2 separate regions of the Homo sapiens genome follow, and region 2 is linked to region 1. The links are chromatin loops, found by intact Hi-C in ENCODE. Cell type or tissue: Calu3. All regions are shown on one strand. Links, peaks and the distances in the headings refer to the core of each region. The heading gives the core; the rest is flanking DNA. Region 1 has its middle 180 kb from the start of EGLN3-AS1. Region 2 overlaps LOC102724945 (a long non-coding RNA gene).

The links. Hi-C counts contacts between places; a loop is a spot of excess contacts. Peaks named below come from ENCODE experiments on the same cell type or tissue, not always from the same donor. Only the 100,000 strongest peaks of a DNase experiment are listed, where the experiment ranks them.
Region 2: a loop joins it to region 1, with 3 times the contacts of the local background. A loop is called at or near these places in 3 of 110 quality-filtered maps.

Annotation. Positions count from the first base shown.
Region 1 is chr14:34,218,138-34,227,761 of GRCh38, forward strand. No RefSeq gene overlaps it. Among named protein-coding and RNA genes, the nearest start is that of EGLN3-AS1, 180 kb to the left of the region's middle. In Calu3, for the core only: no CTCF peak of the experiment used is centred there; a DNase peak (open chromatin) is centred at 5,504.
Region 2 is chr14:34,166,337-34,175,960 of GRCh38, forward strand. LOC102724945 (a long non-coding RNA gene) reads right to left here. Exons shown (of 9, transcript XR_001750942.2): 2 at 3,155-3,310. Among named protein-coding and RNA genes, the nearest start is that of EGLN3-AS1, 130 kb to the left of the region's middle. In Calu3, for the core only: no CTCF peak of the experiment used is centred there; no DNase peak of the experiment used is centred there.

The sequences.
Region 1 (9,624 bases), core at 4,161-6,660:
CAAGATCGAAGACTTTAATTATCTTGGGTCATTTTTATTATTTTAATCTTTTTATCTCTCTCTAACTTACTGCCTTTTACTGAACAGGCATAACCAGGCAATTCCACTGTTACGAGAGAATAGAAGAACAATAATTCCCTTAGAGTGTATAGGAGAGAAGACAAGAAGTCTAAGTAAACAATTAAATTGTCTAAACTCTGAAATGTAGGAAACAAGCCAGGAATCGGACTGGCACCTATTTTCTTGCTGTTGAATATAGCGGAGCCTAGAAAGGTGATTAGTTCCCATTTTATCATACAGGTGGAAGAGTCTTTCATCTATTTGCTTGGGAAGGTGCTCAAGTGTGGGCATCTCGCAGGAATAGTCTCATCTCTTTAACCTGGGATATACCAGCTACCAATCACTATCAGAACCCCAAAATTCAAAATCAGGGAAGCAAGCGAAAAAATAAAGGCAAAAGGACGCATTCGACCTATTACTTATCAAGAAAGAGTGGCTTGTCTTAGAGTCCATTTCAAAATGCTGTGCCAGGCCAAATTTAGAGGAGAGAAAATCTTTTGTTCAAATCCCTCACTGAAATATAACTAAATGGAATAAAAGTCTGAGGTCGTGTAACAGGCCTCAATTGTAAGGCCACAGGTGACAAAAGGCTAGTTGAAGGATAAGCCATTTTTTTCGAATACTGATATATTACCAACATTGAGAGAGCTTCATATCACACGAAACATTTCCATGTTTAGAAAGACAATGTGCCATTCCTTTCCAGTCCCCCAGGACAACCACCTCAGTTGGATGACTTCTGTATAAATACAGAAGCTAACTGTGAAGAAATACACGTTCACTTCTTAGAAAAGTATTCCTGTGTTTATCTTTTGGTAGACCTGGGCTTCTTAGACATAAACCATTCCTTGTCAGCAACAAGTAGGCAAGTAGGGGTTTATTTTTGTCATTCATAAAATAAACCAGTTCCCAGCCAAAGGAAATGAGTCTTAGAGACAACCCCGTCATAGACATGCTGTAGAAGTTACAAATGGCTCTGTGGCCCAGGCCATAAACAGTCTTTAGGAAGGCTGGTGCTGAGCTGTTGATATTAAAAATCACCTCATTAATTATGTTTGTAAACAATGCAGCTGCCTGTGCTTGCAAGCTGGCTTCCTCAGCATAATAATATTTGTAACAATAATAACCATCATTTCAAGCATAGCAATAAATAGTCAATCCAAGAACCTCATGTGAAATCACATCTGGGAGCTGCCACCTGGTCATTCAAAACACCTCTTCAGAAGGTAGGAAGGTTGTTGTTTGTTTTCCACTCAGAAGGCACTTTATCAGGATCAAATACTCCACGAAAATCACCCCCCCCTCACTTTTTTAAAAAAACTGGTCAACAGCTAGTGTGGTCAGAGTAACAAAACCAAGAAGAAAGCCAAGAGACAAAAGCAGGAAAGAGCTGGCCCTAAAAGCACATCATGTGGCATAACCTCCAGAAAGCATGAGGGGAAAGGGGCCCACTCCTCTCCCCCAGTGAAGGCTCAGTGAGGTTCAGACTTACTTCAGGAGACCAACAAACCAGCTATGCCTTCTTGGCGCTCGTTCAGTTACACTTTTATCGAACACCTACTATGCACTGGGTGTGCACCAGGTGCTAGAGAAAAACTCACAAGCAGATATCCATTGCAGATGCCTGTCGGTGATGTAATTAGGACATACCTGGCCGACTAGGCAATGCATAATCTAAGTGGCCTGGTATTTCCTTTCATTAAAGTCATACCTTTAGAGCACATATTTCTAAAGTTAGAGCAGCAATAGTAAGTCCTTAAAATTGCTAAAAGCAAGAGAAAAATATGTTTTCTTGTAACACAGGTAAGCTAGGATTACTAGGCTTCTTTCCACATGAGAGGACAACACCTTCATACCTCATTTATGCCCCCTCCACATGTAAATTTTCATTCTGAACTTCACCGGAGAGAGATAAATGTGGCATCCAATTCCAAAGCATTACCCATTTTCTCTGTCTCTGTCCCTCTCTTTCCCCTCTCACTCTGTGTATATATTAATTTTATAGATCTTTTTATTGTCTGAACTACACTGGTTGCATGAGAAGCAGAATAGGCCAAGAAGTTCCATTTCACACATGCCATCCTTATAATTCAAATAGGACAATAAAAAGAGAGAGAGATCTATAAACTGGTGATAAATCAGTGTCCTAAACCAAATTAACCATCGAAATAGATTATCATAAAAATAACGCCATGAAAAATATTCTTCACCTTCCTGGTTCAGCTGCCTGTAATGGAGAAAGGGAAGGGGTGTGTGTGTGTGTTTGTGTGTGTGTGTGTGCATGTACATTGCCACACGCATATGCAGACATGCACACACAGGCCAGAGGGCATGCAGTTACATGCTGCTTGCTCCTCCAGGAACAGAGAATGCTAAGAAACCTCAGGATTGATCCCCAGCCTTCCCAGTTTCTAAAGCTCAGCTTTCATCCAACCTGGTAAATAACAATACCATGTGCCAAGTGTTATGTTAGACCCTGAGGATACAAAATGAGCTAAAGTGGACACAATCCTTATCCTCATAAAACTTCCAGTCAGGGGTAGAATAGATATGGAAATTAATCAAATAATTATATGGATAATATTTTTCTAACTATACATCCTAATAATTGCCTAAGAAAATGCACCAGCGGCTATAAGGGAACCCAGCTTAATCTGAAGTCAGAAATGAATGCATCTTTGAGCTGGAGAACGAGTGGAGGCCAGAGTGATATAAATGGCCCACCAGCAGGCAGCATCCTCCATCAGCAGGAGGAGTGAAATGCACTTTTATCACAGGAGAAGGTTGAAGGAGAATGGATGAGCAAATGTGATTGGGACCACAAGCAACAAGAGGAGGGGGAATGTTCCACACAAAGGGAACCACATATACAAAGACTCTGAGGACAGGCGAGAAGCACGTAACAGGAACTGAAAGGCAGCCACAAAGGGAGAGCAGAGAGCAAGAGGAGGGCGGTGTCAGATGCAACGAAAGGGGCAGAAGCCAGATCATGGGGATTATTAGCATGTGGAGGGGGAGGATGATGCGCGGGAGTGCTGAGTTTTCTCTTTCAAAAGCTCACTTTGTTTTCGTGTGGAGAACAGGTTGACATGAAAGAAGGAAGGAGCTGGGAAGACAGTTATTAGTCCTCTTGCCAGTCCTCCACCTGAGTCTTGGCGAGAGATCGGACCAGGAGTCTAATACTAACTAGCTCTGTGACCCTGGATAATTTGCTTCACCCCTTTAAGCCTCAAATTCCCCACCCGTAAAATGGCAATAATCATGGTTTTGGTGGGGATTAAATGAGATCGTGCCTGTGGGGCACTCAGCCCTCTGTAAGCCTTCAATAAATGTTAGCTGTTGGTGGTGCTGGAGATGGAGAGACACAGACAGATTAGAGAGATATAATAGTCTACCAGCAAGCAATCACCCTACCTAACTCCTACCTAAACTCCTAAAATGTGAGGGGGCACATTTTTTTCATAGGAGAAAGGTCAGGGAGGAATTAATGAGGAAGGGCGATTGGTACCAATATGAGAAATTTCCCAAATTTGCAATTTTTTTTTTTTTTTTTTGGAAACAGAGTCTCACTCTGTCCCCCAGGCTGGGGTGCAGTGGTGCGATCCCAGCTTATTGCAACCTCTGCCTCCTGGATTCCAGCGATTCTTGTGCTTCAGCCTCCTCAGTAGCTGGAACTACAGGCACATGCCACCACACCCGGCTAATTTTTGTATTTTTAGTAGAGATGGGGTTTCACCACGTTGGCCAGGCTGGTCTCGAACTCCTGACCTAAAGCAAGCCACCCACCTCGGCCTCCCAAAGTGCTGAGATTACAGGTGTGAGCCATCGTGCCCAGCCGGAAACAATTCTTGTTCCTTATTATTAACACTGCCAGAAATATTTAAGCTATGAAAGGTATCTGAGACCATTTAGAGAAGTAATTCCTAAAAAATGCTCAAGTAATATCTTCAACAAGCTTTGTGACAACAGCAACAAAAAGACTGCAAAAAAGTAAATGACTTGCCCAAGATCATAGGGTTGTTAATGGCTGAAGCCAAGAGTGCAACTTGGGTTAAACTCCAAGTCTGTACCCTTTCCAGAAGGGGACAGAGCCTCCTGAGAAGTCCAAATCCAACCCATTCCTTCCAGATTAGTTTAGTCAGAAAAACAAACAGCAGCAAACCCCAGGAAACAAGGTACAGTTGAAAGTCCAGTTCTATTGTTTATATTGAAAATTATGGTGACGCTACATTGTTTTGGCGTTTGGTAAATTGTATCACTCTAATATTAGAGTGTTATAAAATAGCTCTTGCCTTTGGACATAATAACGTCTTTTTGAGGGCTTTATCCAAATGCATACAGGAAGCTAAATAAACAAAAGCAGTGTTATTTGTCCACTGCAAAAGGCAATTGTTATTTACTTCTAAGGCAAGTTGGATGATAGGCTATTTGCATATCCAAAACTTCTAATGCAGTAAGAAAAAAAAATTAACCTCTGTATTAAGCACAGACTCAAGGACTGAGAGACTTCCTTAATTAAATCAAACTGCTTTTCCACAGAAGCTTTAGGTAGAACCTACTTATGGGAAGCTTAAGGTAATTGATCCTGAAATTAAGCATTCTTTCAAAATCTGGGCACCGGACTTTTGGCGTACTCACAGAAACCAGAAGTAGTTTCCCCTGGCTGATCTTTGAGGGTGTCCCCTTTAAACTTGCCAGCCTCCTTCCGTGGAAGATAAAATCATGCAGGGGTATGGATTAGCTATCATGTCATTATAGCAGGCACAGCCGTCTGTTACAGGTAAATTGCTAGGCAATGTAATAACAATGCATTTTATTTACTGTGCAGGGTGCTTATCTACAGAAATGTTCCCGACAAACAAAGAAAGGCACAGCTAACCGCCTTCCCTTTAGAATACAGGCTGAAGCTATGCCAGCACCTTCAGAGAATAAAAATGCTAAATAATCTCTGTATAAACAGAGTCCCTAAAAACTCAATGCATTTCCTAACAGAAGCAGAAAAGGCAACTGGTGCCTGGGATGTCCACGAGGTCTTTCTCAGGCTCCTATCACTGCTGACTAAATCGCATCCCAATTTGGGGAGGAACCAACCAATGGTCAGTGTAAGTCCAGACTAAGAGCATTCATTGTTGTTAAATGATGATGATGATGAGGTTGATAAGGTTGACTACCATTTGTCACATGCTTGTCATCTGCCTTGCACTTTTCAACATTGTCTTTTTTTAATTCTCAAAACAAACCTATGTTAGTCCTGCTCTTAACCTCATTTAACAGATGAAGAGTTTCACAAGTAAGGAAACTGTCCACTCAGCTGTTAACTTGAAAATTCAAAAATAAGCCTGCCTCCCTCCAAAACTAGAGATATGAACCTCTGTGCTAGACCGTTCTCAAGAATCTGAGGAATTTGCCTGAGGCTGGACTTAGCATTCAGGACTCTTGTCCTCCCCTGCTATTGGTGCCTACCTTATGCACACATCCCACCCACTGAAGCATCCACTGGGCTCACACTTTGTGCCCCACAATGAGGGCCACCAATACAAAGGGCACTGTTTTACTAAAAACCTAGTAGATGCCTTTTAAACATACAGCCGTCCATGAATAGAATAAGTGAACTAATGAATGAAGGAATGAAGAAATCTAATTAAAGAGTCTAGGATGCAGCCTACAGAGACATGACTGGAATGTGATTGCTCTAAAAGAAAGCTGTGACTTAATCAATAGTATTAACATATCTGAAGAAAGAATGTGTCCACAGAAGGAAGGCAGTCTGCCCAGAGTTCAGAAAAATGGAGCACTATTGAATTTGGTGTTTATCCAATTGTGCCCAAGGGAGAGAGGGAGTACATATGGCATTGATAGAAAGATGTACCAGGATTGCTTAGTTCACTTCAATAGTCTTTGTAAACCTACTATGTGCCATGCTGTACAGTAGGCACTGTGAACGAACACACACAGACACACACACACACACACACACACACACACACAGTTCCTAACATGGAGGAACTTGCAGTGATAGTAGGAGAGACCAGCACATAAACAGTTCTTAAATGCTCAGTGCTACAACTGAGATATGTGAAAGGTGCTACTGAGTACAGAGGAGAAAACCTTAGTCCAAGGTCTGGGAAAACTTCCTGAAGTGACCCTTGAGCTGTGTTTCAACAAATAAGCAAGTGTCATCCAGGCCATAACAGACACAAAACAATTATAAGCAGAAGAACCAGCAGCTGTCCACATCACAGCATGTCAGGGATAAAAATAGTGCCTATTGCCTATTAGTCCAGAGACAGAAGATGGTGTATTTAAGTAGCCTGCAATTTATCCTTAGGGAAATAGGGAACCTTTGAAGGATGCTAGCTGGGGAATAACAAGATAAACTTGCATTTTAGAAAGATCATTCTGGCAGGAATATAAACAATGGAAGTGAATATAAAGAAAAGCCAAGAAGGCCTACAGACAAGTTTGAAGTTATTATCAAAGACCCTGGTGAGGCTCTGTCCTAGATCAAGGATAGCTAGGATAAGGAGAAGAGGGAAAAGTAAATATTTAGGAAGCGATGTTGACCGGTTGGATGGGAAGCTTGAAAGAGAGATGAGAAATCAAGAGTGATTCCAAGTTTCTGGCTTGGATGCGGTGTTAATGGTTGATTGGATGAGAAGGATGAAGAGATAAGGAATCTAAGATGATTCCAAGTTTCTGGCTTGGATGACCAAGTTGATGGTAATATCATGAACCAGGATAGAAAATATAAGAGGAGCAGCAAATTTGGATTTGGAAGCTGAAGAAAATGAGTCTTGTTCTGAACATGTTGAAGTGTCCATTGGACATCCAAGTGGAGCTGTCCATCCAGTGGGCTATTGTATACATAATTCTGCAACTCAGAAGAATCATCAGGGATAAATACTTGAGCCAGGTGCAGTGGCTCCTACCTGCCATCCCAACAACTCAGGAGGCTGGGGTGGGAGGATCACTTGAGGCCAGGAGTTTGAGACCAGCCTGTACAACACAGGGAGAGCCCATCACTACAAAAATAAAAATAAACTAGCTGGGTGTGATGGTGTGAGCCTGTAATCCCAACAACTCAGGAGGCTGAGGCAGGAGGATCACTTGAGCCCAGGAGTTTGAGGCTGCAGTGAGCTATGATTGTGCCATTGCACTCCAGCCTCAGTGACAGAGTGAGATTCCATCTCTAAAAAAAAATAAATAAATAAATATTTGAACATCGTGATCAAAGAGATAATAGTTAAAACCATGAGAGTAAGCTATCACAAGGACAAAAAACCAAACACCGCATGTTCTCACTTACAGGTGGGAATTGAACAATGAGAACACGTGGACACAGGAAGGGGAACATCACACTCCGGAGACTGTTGTGGGGTGGGGGGAGGGGGGAGGGATAGCATTTGGAGATATACCAAATGCTAAATGACGAGTTAATGGGTGCAGCACACCAGCATGGCACATGTATACATATGTAACAAACCTGCACATTGTGCACATGTACCCTAAAACTTAAAGTATAATAATAATAAAATTAAATTAAATTAAAACCATGAGAGTAAAAGAAATTAGCCAAGAATGGATAGAAAGATGGATGGATCAATGGAAGGGAAGAAAAGAAATAAGCTAATTAAAATGAGATTATTCTATATTAGCTAGCTTTAATTTTTGGAAAGTTAGAAAACTTTGTTTTACTTAAAAAAGGATAAAGAAACTGAAGAAAGTGAAGGAGAATAAACTTCAAATAAACGTTTCCTTGCCAGTAAAGTTATTATTTCTTAAAAGAGCCTTCTACGTTAAGAAAAAAAATATTAAAAAAAATAAAGTGGCTAGTCATTCAAAAAACAAAAAAACTTTCTGCTAAGAAAGATGAGGAAATTGGTACTCTCACACTCCCACCCATATTCCCTGATAAGGATTATAACATTAATTCTCTATTCTGTTACCATTTTCTACTTTTGTTTAGACTTAGTTCTTACATTTACATGAATTGAATGCCCACTACCAGTCTTTTACTGTGACTGTTTCATTCCTGAGTCCTTCACTTTGTCCTTTATTTTTACCTCTTGTGTGGCTTCATCTTGTCACTAACTTTTTTTCCAAGAAGTGTTTGTACACCCTGTAATTCTTGGGTCAATACATAAGAATGTTTACCTGTTATCTTTATATTTGACCAACTCCTTGGCTGGATATAATATTTTTGAGTCACTCTTTTCCTCAGAAATTTGTAGACATTACTTCATTGACTATTGGCACTGAGCAAAAGTCCAAGGCTAGCCAGATTTTCCCTCTCAATAAGTGATTCTCAAAGCCCATGTCTTTAACCAAATGTAGGGGAAAGAAAACTCAATCTCTCTCAATATGTTTGGCTCCTTGATGGTTTGAGGTGGACAAAACTCTCTGGCAATATTAAACAACATTTAAAAGCTACAAGCAGGCCCGGCGTGGTGTCTCACACCTGTAATCTTAACACTTTAGGAGGCCGATGCGGGCAGATCACTTGAGCCCATGAGTTCAAGACAAGCCTGGGCAACATGCTGAAACCCTGTCTCCACAAAAAATACAAAAATTAGCCGGGCATAGTGGCACAGGCCTGTAGTCCTAGCTACTCAGAAAGCTAAGGTGGAAGGATCACTTGAGCCTGGGAGGTTGAGGTTGCAATGAGCCCTGACCATGCCACTGCACTCCAGCCTGGGTAACAGAATGAGCCTTGATCTCAAAAAAATAAATAAGTAAAAATAAATAATAAAAGCTACAAGCCCTTCTCTGCCTCATTAAATCTTCTCATCCTTCAAGACTCTGCTCAAATGTTCCCCACCACCCTATAAGCCTTTCTCCTCCCTTCTTTCTAGGCAGAATTAGTATTTTCAAGGAGTAGTTATTCCATTTAGCATTGTAAGTATGCCTGTTTTCCCACTAAATTATAAACAGCTTGAGAGAAGAACCATGTTTTCTTCATTGTAACCCCAGCATATATCACTCAGCTATTAATAAACATCGTAAGGGTTCAATGTTTCCTGAGTAATCTATCCTCACTTTTCCCCCATACATATCTGAGGGACTCCTTACAGCAGGTGTGCACAAACATCAGCATGCATCCGAAATACCTGGAGGACTGGCTAAAACACATTGCTACACCCCATCCTCAGAGTTTCTGATTTAGAAGGTCTGGAGTGGGGCTCAGAAATTTGCATTTCTAACAAGTTCCCAGGTGATACCAATGCTACTGTTCCCAGAATCACACTTTGAAAACCATTAGAAATAGAAATAGACAGAACGAATCCTTGCAAATGGGAAAATGAGGTTCAGAGGAGGACCTTACATTCGTCTCCAAAAGCATCCACTTCTGAACTAAGTCCACAAAACTGTAGACTAAGTGATTTCTTATAGCATAAGACTAGAATTAGCCCAAATATTAGAGCATGTGGCCCACGAGAAAAGACATTTCATGACGCTTCCCTTAATTTTTCTTTCTTGATTCATCTTATCACTCATGAATAAAGTACCCTCAATCAGTGTTATTTACCATGATTCTCTATTATAACTATTAACTGTACCCACCTT
Region 2 (9,624 bases), core at 4,643-7,142, 51 kb before region 1:
CCCTTCCCAGCACAAGGCAAATACTTGTCTCTATGCCTGTCTCCCTCTTTCCCCATTCGGCTGTGCCTTGAACATCTTTGATGCTCAGCACCCAACGTGATGACTGGTACTTAGAATCTACCGTTCAAAAAAGCCTCCCTCAAAGATTAGTAGCACCCTACTCTTTCCACCCAAAGGAAAACATGGGTCCAGACTGACAAAGACACACGTCCAAAGCCACAGAGAGTGTGGTAGAGGCAGAACCATTAGTCTTCTGAATCCCATTCCTATTTACTGCGAGGAATAAAAGTTTCAGTAACAGCTATATTGTATACCAGTTCCTGGCCTCCTCAAGTCTGCATCTCTGCCCTGGCAGAAACAAAATGAGCTAATTAAATGCTTGCCACTGGCTTATTTTGGAAACTTCATGGACTGTGTGAAAGCCCGAATAAATTTCAGGCCACTATTGATTACTTCAAATGCAGAGGAAATCATCCAAGCATGGGAAGAAGGTGAGGAAGCTAAACCCGTGGCTGAGGGTTATTAATATTGTAATGCTTTTGCTTATTGGTGCAGAAAAGCAACTCTTGGCTATATAAGGGACTAAAGCTTTAAGGCTATAATGGAGGAGAGTAAATAGAATCCTTCAAGGTTGAAGAAGAGTCCAACCAAATACTCGACCTAATTGCTTTGGAATAACCAAGATCACCCTGCTTACTGCGGGAGAAAGAAAATCAATAGATTGCATTTAGAGGGAACTAAAAGCACAATTGGGTCATCCTCTGTGTGGCTGGTAGAGAATGGTACCTTGGCACTGATCCCCAGAGGGTGGCAATTAAGTGAAAAACAGTCCATGCTGCCTAACGTAACCCAGCAGCTTTTAAATATAAAATAGTTCACTGCAAATGTAAAGGTTTCCAGAGAATCTGCAGAAACACCCATCCTTGAGAGGCTTTCATAAGGCAAGCGAAGCCTTGCTCATCCTTCTCTCCAGCACATATGCTAGTAAGATGGGATTTCATCCACTGGAAAAACTGATCAGGTTCTGAATAATAGCATTAGTCTCAATCACAGAGATCCGGGGGATCCAAATTAAATCTCTCCTATTTCTCATGAAGACCTTTTAGACTTTCAGTCCAGAGTTTTGCATGCCCAACTTTTGAACTTTCCTATCCCAAATTAACCAACATCATCCATCACATAGGAAAACTTCTTCAGAGAACATAGGATGCTTTGAAAAAATAGATGCTACTGTTCAACAGTTGGCACAGGACTGACCCTAACGAACAAGACTTAGACATACCTAGCCTCAAGTCGTGACCATTCCAACCCATCACCTCTTTGTATTCACCTTTTAGTGATAAATTTTAGGTAGGAAGTAACTGACATTTGTGAGTTCAAGCGAGGATTCAAATGGACACATAAACAAGGCGTATTATTTGTTTCAAAGTAAGTTATGTATCAAACTATTTCTAATACCATGTCAAACTACATAATTCTAAAAACACCTTAAAATTAAGTAAAGTAAACCTTTTTTGCAATATAGATTTGGGGGCCAGGAATAATTCATTCTCTGTAAGCAAAACAGGTTTTGTCCCTTTTACACAATTGTCATTTTCTGGGGAGAGGGTACAGTTGGATTCATGGGTTATTCTAAAGTCAGCTACAGCATGGCCCATCCTTCCCTGTGACTCTTCCACCCAGTCCATTGCTTGTCAGACCCAAAACCCCTGCCCTGCAAACTGTTGGATCCTCCTGCTCCTCGTCCTCCTTTGGCTGTGGCCACAGCCTCCTCTGGGCTCTGTCTCTGGTGCACTTGCTCCACCTGAAGCCTTGCACTGTGCTACCACTATCCCGTGTTTCACGTCCTTTGTAGCTCTTCACTGCCTAGGGAAAAAGCCCAAGCTCTTCAGCAGAATCATCATGACCCCTCTCAAAAGTCCCAGGCTGCCTTCCAGCCTCACCTCTCTACCCTCCAGCATCCTGTGCTCTGGTCTAGCCAGAGTCCCCCTTTCTCAAATAGGCCTGGTATTCATGCCTCTACCTTCTTTGTACAATACTCTGCCTAAAATAATTTTTCTTGCTCCCTGGCCACGAAAACTTCTACTTATTCATCTACATGTAGTTCCCCACTACTTCTTAAAGCTTCCCCCTCTCCCCTCAGGCAGAATTATCTACCCTCTTCTGCACTTCCATTGCTTTCTGAAACAGTATTGGTTACATATTTATCACCCTGTGAACACCACCAGCTCCTCGTGGGCAGGGCCCTTGCTGAGCTTAATCTGTGTGTCCTCTGTGTTCCCCTCTGTGCCAGCACATAGAAGCTATACTACATCTTTGCTGAAAGAATTGATTCTATTGGATTGATTTCCAGAGAAATGGTATTGTTCCCAAGAGTAGAGGTTGGGACTCTCACCTCTATCAAATACTTTACCAATAGTGACAGCTCAGTGAGGTACGAGGCAACACCGACACCCACTTATTTTACAAGGCCGTTTATTTGATCACCAGGTTTCGTGTGTAATGCTGATACTGCTGTGTCGACAATATGACATCTTCTTGTTGTCACACACGTTTTACAAGGGATGCTTCTTTGCATCTCTATCAGAGTTCATGAGATGAAGACTGTGTGGGCATGCTGGCTTGCCTGCTGACGGGCACAAACTAAGCACCTAGGAAGGGATTGCTGAATTATAATTGTTTGTCCGATTTTTAAAAGAGTATGTGGGGATATTTCTCCTCTCATAACTCCCTTCTTTGGTCTTGGGTCTAGTTAAACACTTAGTTCTATATTCCACTTTCAACTCCAAGACATGACATACTCACCCTCACTAGGCCACGCCTTTTCTTATGATCTTGACTCATTTACTCATTTCAAATACTGTTAAATTTTTAAACATTATTTTATATACATTCACATGGCACAAAACTTGAAAGGAATTATACATATATTAAACATAATAAATCACCTGGTGAAAAATTCTAAAGAACAAAGATTATAAGGGAAAATTCTTATCACTCACCCCTCTCCTTCCTTGAAGGCAATCAACATTGCCTGCTTCTTCTGTGATCTTCCAGGGAGAATCTATGCATAACAAGCATATACACTTCCTTCCATTTTACACAATTGCTAACATATTATACACACTATTCTGCAATTGCTCTTTTCACTTACTTTCTCCTGGGGCTTGTTTTGTATCTGTCCATTAAGAGTGTCCTCGTTCATTTTTTATAGAGGCTCAGTCTTCCACTATGGCTTCAAATCACTCCTCCAAGAAAGGCAAGTGTCGTGCCCAGGCCCTGACACGTTCAGGCTGCCTCCTGGTAGCTGCTGTAAGACAAATGTCATGGGTTAAACAGGAAGCATAGTTCCCTTGAAAAGGAGCACTGCCCCGTGGGCATGTGGCACATATATGGACTGAAACCATACTTTGGCCTTTGCTGTACCACATCTAGCTGCATTATTTGGCCCACAAGATTTTCTGAAAGTAGAAAAGTATACTTGTGACTCCAGTGCATGAATAGGGCACTTTATTCTGAGTAGAGCCTTTGGTTAATGCCTCAAGATAAACATATGATTGGCTAAGGATATGCTCAGCAAGTCTCTTAACTTAGTTTTGGCAGATCCAAGGAATTTATTATTGGTGAGATATAATTGTTCAGCTTATAGTATTTGTACCAATTAGGCATTATTTATACTATAAAATAAATATTATGACTAGAGTTTCAAATTCACCTCCATCATAACCCTTAAATGTTTTTTATTGGAATAAGAACCAATAGGACCCTGACAGATATATTTTTGGATCTCTCTCTCTCTCTCTTTTGCTCTCTCTCTCTCCCCCTCTCTCTGTGTTGTATAAATAGCAGCCATCAACTACTAGCCACATGTAATCTGGGTTTTTGAAATGTGGCTAGTGCCATTTGAGGTGTGCTGTAACTGTAAAATATATACCAGATTTTGAAGACAACATAAAATATACATTATTTCATTAATAATTTTATACTGATTATGTATTAAAATATTTTTGATATATTGAGTTAAACATTTTAAAAATTCCTTTTACCTGTGTCTTTTTCTTTTTCAATGGGGCTATTAGAAAACTTAAAATTACATTTATATCTCCATTGGAGAGTCTTAGTCTATACCATGCATTTATTTCCTGCTTAATAAGAAGGCAGACTAGAATGATAAAAGTACTTTCTGCAGGGCCGGGCGAGGTGGCTCACACCTGTAATCCCAGCACTTTGGGAGGCTGAGGTGGGTGGATCACCTAAGGTGGGGAGTTCGAGACCAGCCAGACCAACATGGAGAAACCCTGTCTCTATTAAAAATATAAAATCAGCCAGGCATGGTGGCGCGTGCCTGTAATCCCAGCTACTCAGGAGGCTGAGGCAGGAGAATTGCTTGAACCTGGGAGGCAGAGGTTGCAGTGAGCCAAGATTGCACCATTGCACCCCAGCCTGGGCAACAAGAGAGAAACTCCATCTCAAAAAAAAAAAAAAAAAAAAAAAAGTACTTTCTGTTTTAGCTTCTAGAATCCACTTCTTACCTTTCCTTTTGTTAACAGATTTTAAGAATTTTAAAATGTACAATTCCAATATGATTATCAAAAGGTAACAAACAGAAGAAACCAAAAAAATGTATTTTGAAAGAACAGTTGGTTTTGTAGATTAGGAATTTCAGAAGCATCAAGGAAGACATCACATTCACCAGCAAGTTACATTTGGAAATGCTTGGAGGGGCTCCTAACTCACTGGGAACAGGTTAATGGAGCGTGACTGGAAGGAGCAGTAACTGAAAAGACAGTTCCTGACTTCCCCAGATCTAAGGCCTTAGAATGATGATACTCCTCTCCAGACATCCTTTGATGCTCTCTTCATCCAGTTTTCCTTTTTCTCTTGCTGATTTCAACTTGAAAACTCAAAAGCAGAGTGTTAACCATACTCAGGTAAAAATCTCTAGGATCTCATACTTCCAATTTAAAATAAAGTCATCTTTGCAGGCTTCCTTTTTGTAAAAAATATGAATTGCCAGATCTCTATTTTCATTATCAAAATACAAATATTTTTCCAGATTCTATCATAAGAAGAACATTGTGCTGGGTACAAAGAATAAGAATGTACAAGACACAAATGTATGTAGAGGCATACAGTCTAATGGGGACATACAAAGCAACCCTTCTCTCCCTCTCTCCTTTTTCTCAGTCTCTCTTACTTCCCTTTGCTTATGTAATCATTTCTTCCCCATCTGAAAAGGAATACTTTGTTGTGAACTGTCTGGCCTCCTGGAGTAGCTCATGAGACTCGCTAACCACCATTATATACGTAAATGACTCTCTACCAGTGCCCATCCCGGAGCCCACTTGCACAAGTTGCCCACGTGAGAGGCAGCTCAGTCCCAAGTTGCCTGCTGTCTGGAGCATCAGCCATTGTGCGTCGGTTTGGGGTTCACTTAAGATCACCATTGGTATTCTCTGTCCACAGCATCTGATTACATATAGCAGGCTTCTCCTGATCAGAAGTGACACAGGACTTTCTCTAGACAGTTCAGCTGCTCTTGCTGGGGAAACTTCTTCCCTCCCAAAGTGCATTTTATTTACATAATGAGACGTATATCTTGAGTCAGGCCATTTGACCCTTACCCTGCGAATTTCAGCAAAACCCAGATAGCCAGTTTTGCATGGTGTAAAAACAGAGAAAAATTTAAACTGCATTTGTATAGATTGTTGAGGGATTTTTTTTTCTCTCCACAGGGCTGGACAATCAAGGGAATATGGAAGGAAGATTGTTGTCTGATAATATATTTTCTCTTTTCAAAGCCACATTCCAACATTTGACATATTTTTCTATTTTTTCTCCTTGGCTAGATCTAGTTTGTTAAGTTTCTTGGCTCATATCCCTCCTTGACTTTCATTTACTCCACGTTCTTTTCTCTGTGTTAATGGTTAACAGAGCATGTACTGTAAATTAGCATTTATAAAAATCAATTACACTGCTTCATAAGACAGAGCAGAAACTTAGATTGTCTTCACCAGATCATTTGTATTTATCTGTTAATTATAAACCTTAATTGTCTCTTTTTATCATATTAATTTGCACAAATTGTACAACTTCAGAGTTTAGCAGTTTTTAAGCCCTTGAAATACAATTATTCTCTTAACATTCTTTTCAGAAACATAGTATTCATTAATGATTAGGTTGGTAAAAATTAGCAGTTCTGATCATTGGCCTTGGCTTCTCCTTGGATTTTTTTTTTTTTCTTTCCCCACTAAAGTCCTGGTTCTCACAATTACACATGTCTGTTGGCCTCTTCCGGTGCCTGAGCTCTGTTTTAATTGGACTTCATCGCCCCTGAGACTTCACAGGATTTTGGCTCACAGTAAAATGCAGATCTATGCCAGTGAACTGATTCCAAGCAGGTTTGACTCTTTTCCCCTCTCCCCAGCAGAACTTGGACTTTTGTTCCATGGGGTTAGTCTACTTGCCCTGAACCTTGGTATAAAAAGACTTCTATGTGAAGTGAGGAAAAAGACTTTCCAATTTCCAGTCCCACTTGTGAGAGAGTTTTAGGCTCTTATACTCGGTGCAAGCATGAGGAAGGGGGGCTCTCTAGACACTCCCCAACCCACTCTCAGCTATGGCTTTGTTTCCACTCAGTGTGCCAGCCACTTAGAAGGACTCATATGTCACACAGCATGTTTGCAAAGACCAAAACAAGCTTTCTTCTTTCAAAAGGATGTACAAATCTGGGTTGTTAAGCAAGTAATCCAGACTGAAGGACACTGCATCCTGACCACCCTGGAACCAGGTGGCTTCCTGCCCGGGGCTCTGTGGACACCTTCCAGAGGACTTGCATCCAGCTCTGATGACACTGACAGACAATCTGCATGCTCTGTCGCCAGAGGCTGAAGAGCTCAGGAGCAATGAGGTTGAAGACACCCCTTGTACCCCGGTGCCCCACATAAGAGAGCAAACTACCAAGAGGGGAATTTCTAAGGTCAATGTCAACCATCTTCATACCACCTTTCCAGCCCCAATTTCCACACCATCCCTATCCTGCAATCCCCGTTTGGGAGCAAATGTCTGATACAGCTAGCATTCTTTGAATTCTCTGACTGGGTATCTGGAAATGCTTAGCTTGCTGTGGTTGTGTCCCTTCAGAAGAAATAGTTCAGCAGTTAGGCCAAATTTTCTCATGTATTACCTCAGATGGGACCCTAGTCAGGTGCAAGTCGAGTCCTGAAGTCTGTGAGCTAGAGTGTTCCAGGGATTTTTTTCATTTCATTGGTGGGGCTGCTGTGGGAAGGCGGGCTGGCCAGAAGGGACACAAGAGAACAGGTCTCTCATGTACTGGAATATGGGATCATTTGCTCTATCACTACAGCAACTCTATGATACTCTTCAGATCAAGTTACTTCTATGAAAAGGTGTATTTTTCCATATACAAAGCACTTGCCAGCCAGATCTGTGAACGTTCTCCCGATGGCCTGGTTTCCCCCAGTGCTGGCTTGTACCAGCTCATGCCACAGAAATATGGTCACGTTACCGCCCAACGATCTCTCCCCATCCCATAGTTTCCAACCACTGGGGCATTTCAGCCTCTTATGCCAGTGTCTGGCCACATGGATGGAATCTTCTGACAAAATAGGAAGCTATTCCTGGGGATTGACAAATGTTGGCTGAACATAGCCATTTATTCAGCTCCATGGCTCTAAACCATCACTTCTGTGAACTGGAAGACAGGACTGCTACCATTTCCTGGACTGGGTTGACAAGCAAAGGCCAAAGGGGTGAGAATGCACCTCCATGGACAGCAGCTTGGGGTATGGATGGGAGATTGACGTGGAGCTCCGCATAGCAAAGAGCCCTTTGTGTGGCAATCTCTCTGCAGGAAAAGCACTGGGTATTCTCGGCTGTCTCAGGCTAACTGTGATAGTCTTTGCCTGCTATTTTTGCTTCTCAAGACCCAGTGTGAATCAACAAATGTGCCAGCCATGCAGATCTACCCCTGCAGCTACCCTTAGATAGGGACCTTGATGCAGTGTGCAACCTGTGCAACTACATGCACTAGCTCTATTAAAGAGATAACCAGAAATAATGATAATAGTGGCTAATGAGTTCTTTACTTGGTATGGGTACTGGGCCAAGAGCATCATGTATATTATCTCATCTAATCCTCACATCAACCCAAAGTACTATTCTTACCCTATTTAGATTTTGTGGGACTAAGCAATCTGCCCAGACTAGAAGCTACTATGTGACAGGGCCAAGATTCCAGTGCAGGATGGTCTTATTCCAGAATCTGAGCTCTTGACCACTATGCCGTATAGAGGTAGAAACATAGAAACCTGTGTAACTTTGGATGTCTATTGAAATAAATGGTACTCTCTTAGGGCAGGTTGCCTTGATGCAGGGGCTTGAGAAAGGGGTTTGGTTGCCTGTGATCTGTTGAGGGCAGGTTCTTCAGGAGAATCCTGTAGGCTAGCGGGAGAAGCAGGACAGTTTGGAAAGGGAAGATGCTGAGTAGGAATGTAGCCTCAGGTAACATCCAGCATGACCTGGTCCAGTGTGGGTCTGGAGCATCAATCATCCAGCAGCCTTGCCCCACCTTGCAGCAAAGGGGCCAGACTCTTAGACTCCCCCGCATAAGTCATTCAGTCATGGGCCATAGGGGTTGAGCAGTGGAAGTTCCTACATATCTCCCAGTGAGGTGACTCCCAAGAAGGTAACAGACATTAAGCCAAGCCGTTGGCTCTAGCACTTGCAGCAGCTGGAGACCAGGTGCAGCAGCAGGTAAAGGGGATCTAGGTGTGGTGTCAATAGCATCGATTACAAGCACCCAGTACTTTTTGGCAAACTGCCAGCAAATGAGGCCTCTGTGATTATTTTAGGGCACAATTCCACTTGATTTAAAAGTAGAATTTCATCCATCACAGTCCAACTACCATCAAATTTAGGGCAGATATAATGTGCTTGTCACTCTCTAAGAAGACAGAACACCAACACGCTGATCAGAAACCATCATTCTGCTATTCAAAAATCTGCCAGGCTCCCACTGCCTCCTCCAAACTACCAAGAGAGAAATTACCAAGGTCAGTGTCAACAGTCTTCAAACCACCTTTCCAGCCCCAATTTCCACACCATCCCTTCAGACACCCTATTCTGCAATCCCCATTTGGAGAATTCTATCCATTCAATCATGAACTTCCTCACTCCCATGCTTATATTCATGCTATTGCCTGAATTTGGAATGCCCTCTTTCATCTCTTCTCTGACTACCGAAATCTTAGTGAAGGCTCTTTTGTTGTAAGAAATAGAAACTCACTCTAGCTTAAGTAAAGTGAGACTTATATAAGGAATCGGCATCTCTCAGGAAGAATGGGAAGGCCTTCACAAAGGAAATGCAAACAGGAACTGAGAGTCAGTGCTCCCTGACCTGTGGCACTTTAGTTATAGCACAAAATTTTGAATGTGGCTTCTCAGTTAAGACTTACCTCTTTATTGCACCCCTCACACAGGAAGGAGGCCTCAACAGCCATGTGCAGGCTCTATCACCCTGTTCTTACTTCAGGGCCACAGTTATTAGATCAGGAAGAGATACCTGATATATCTGGGGCAATTAGAATTTAGAAGTAAGACTAA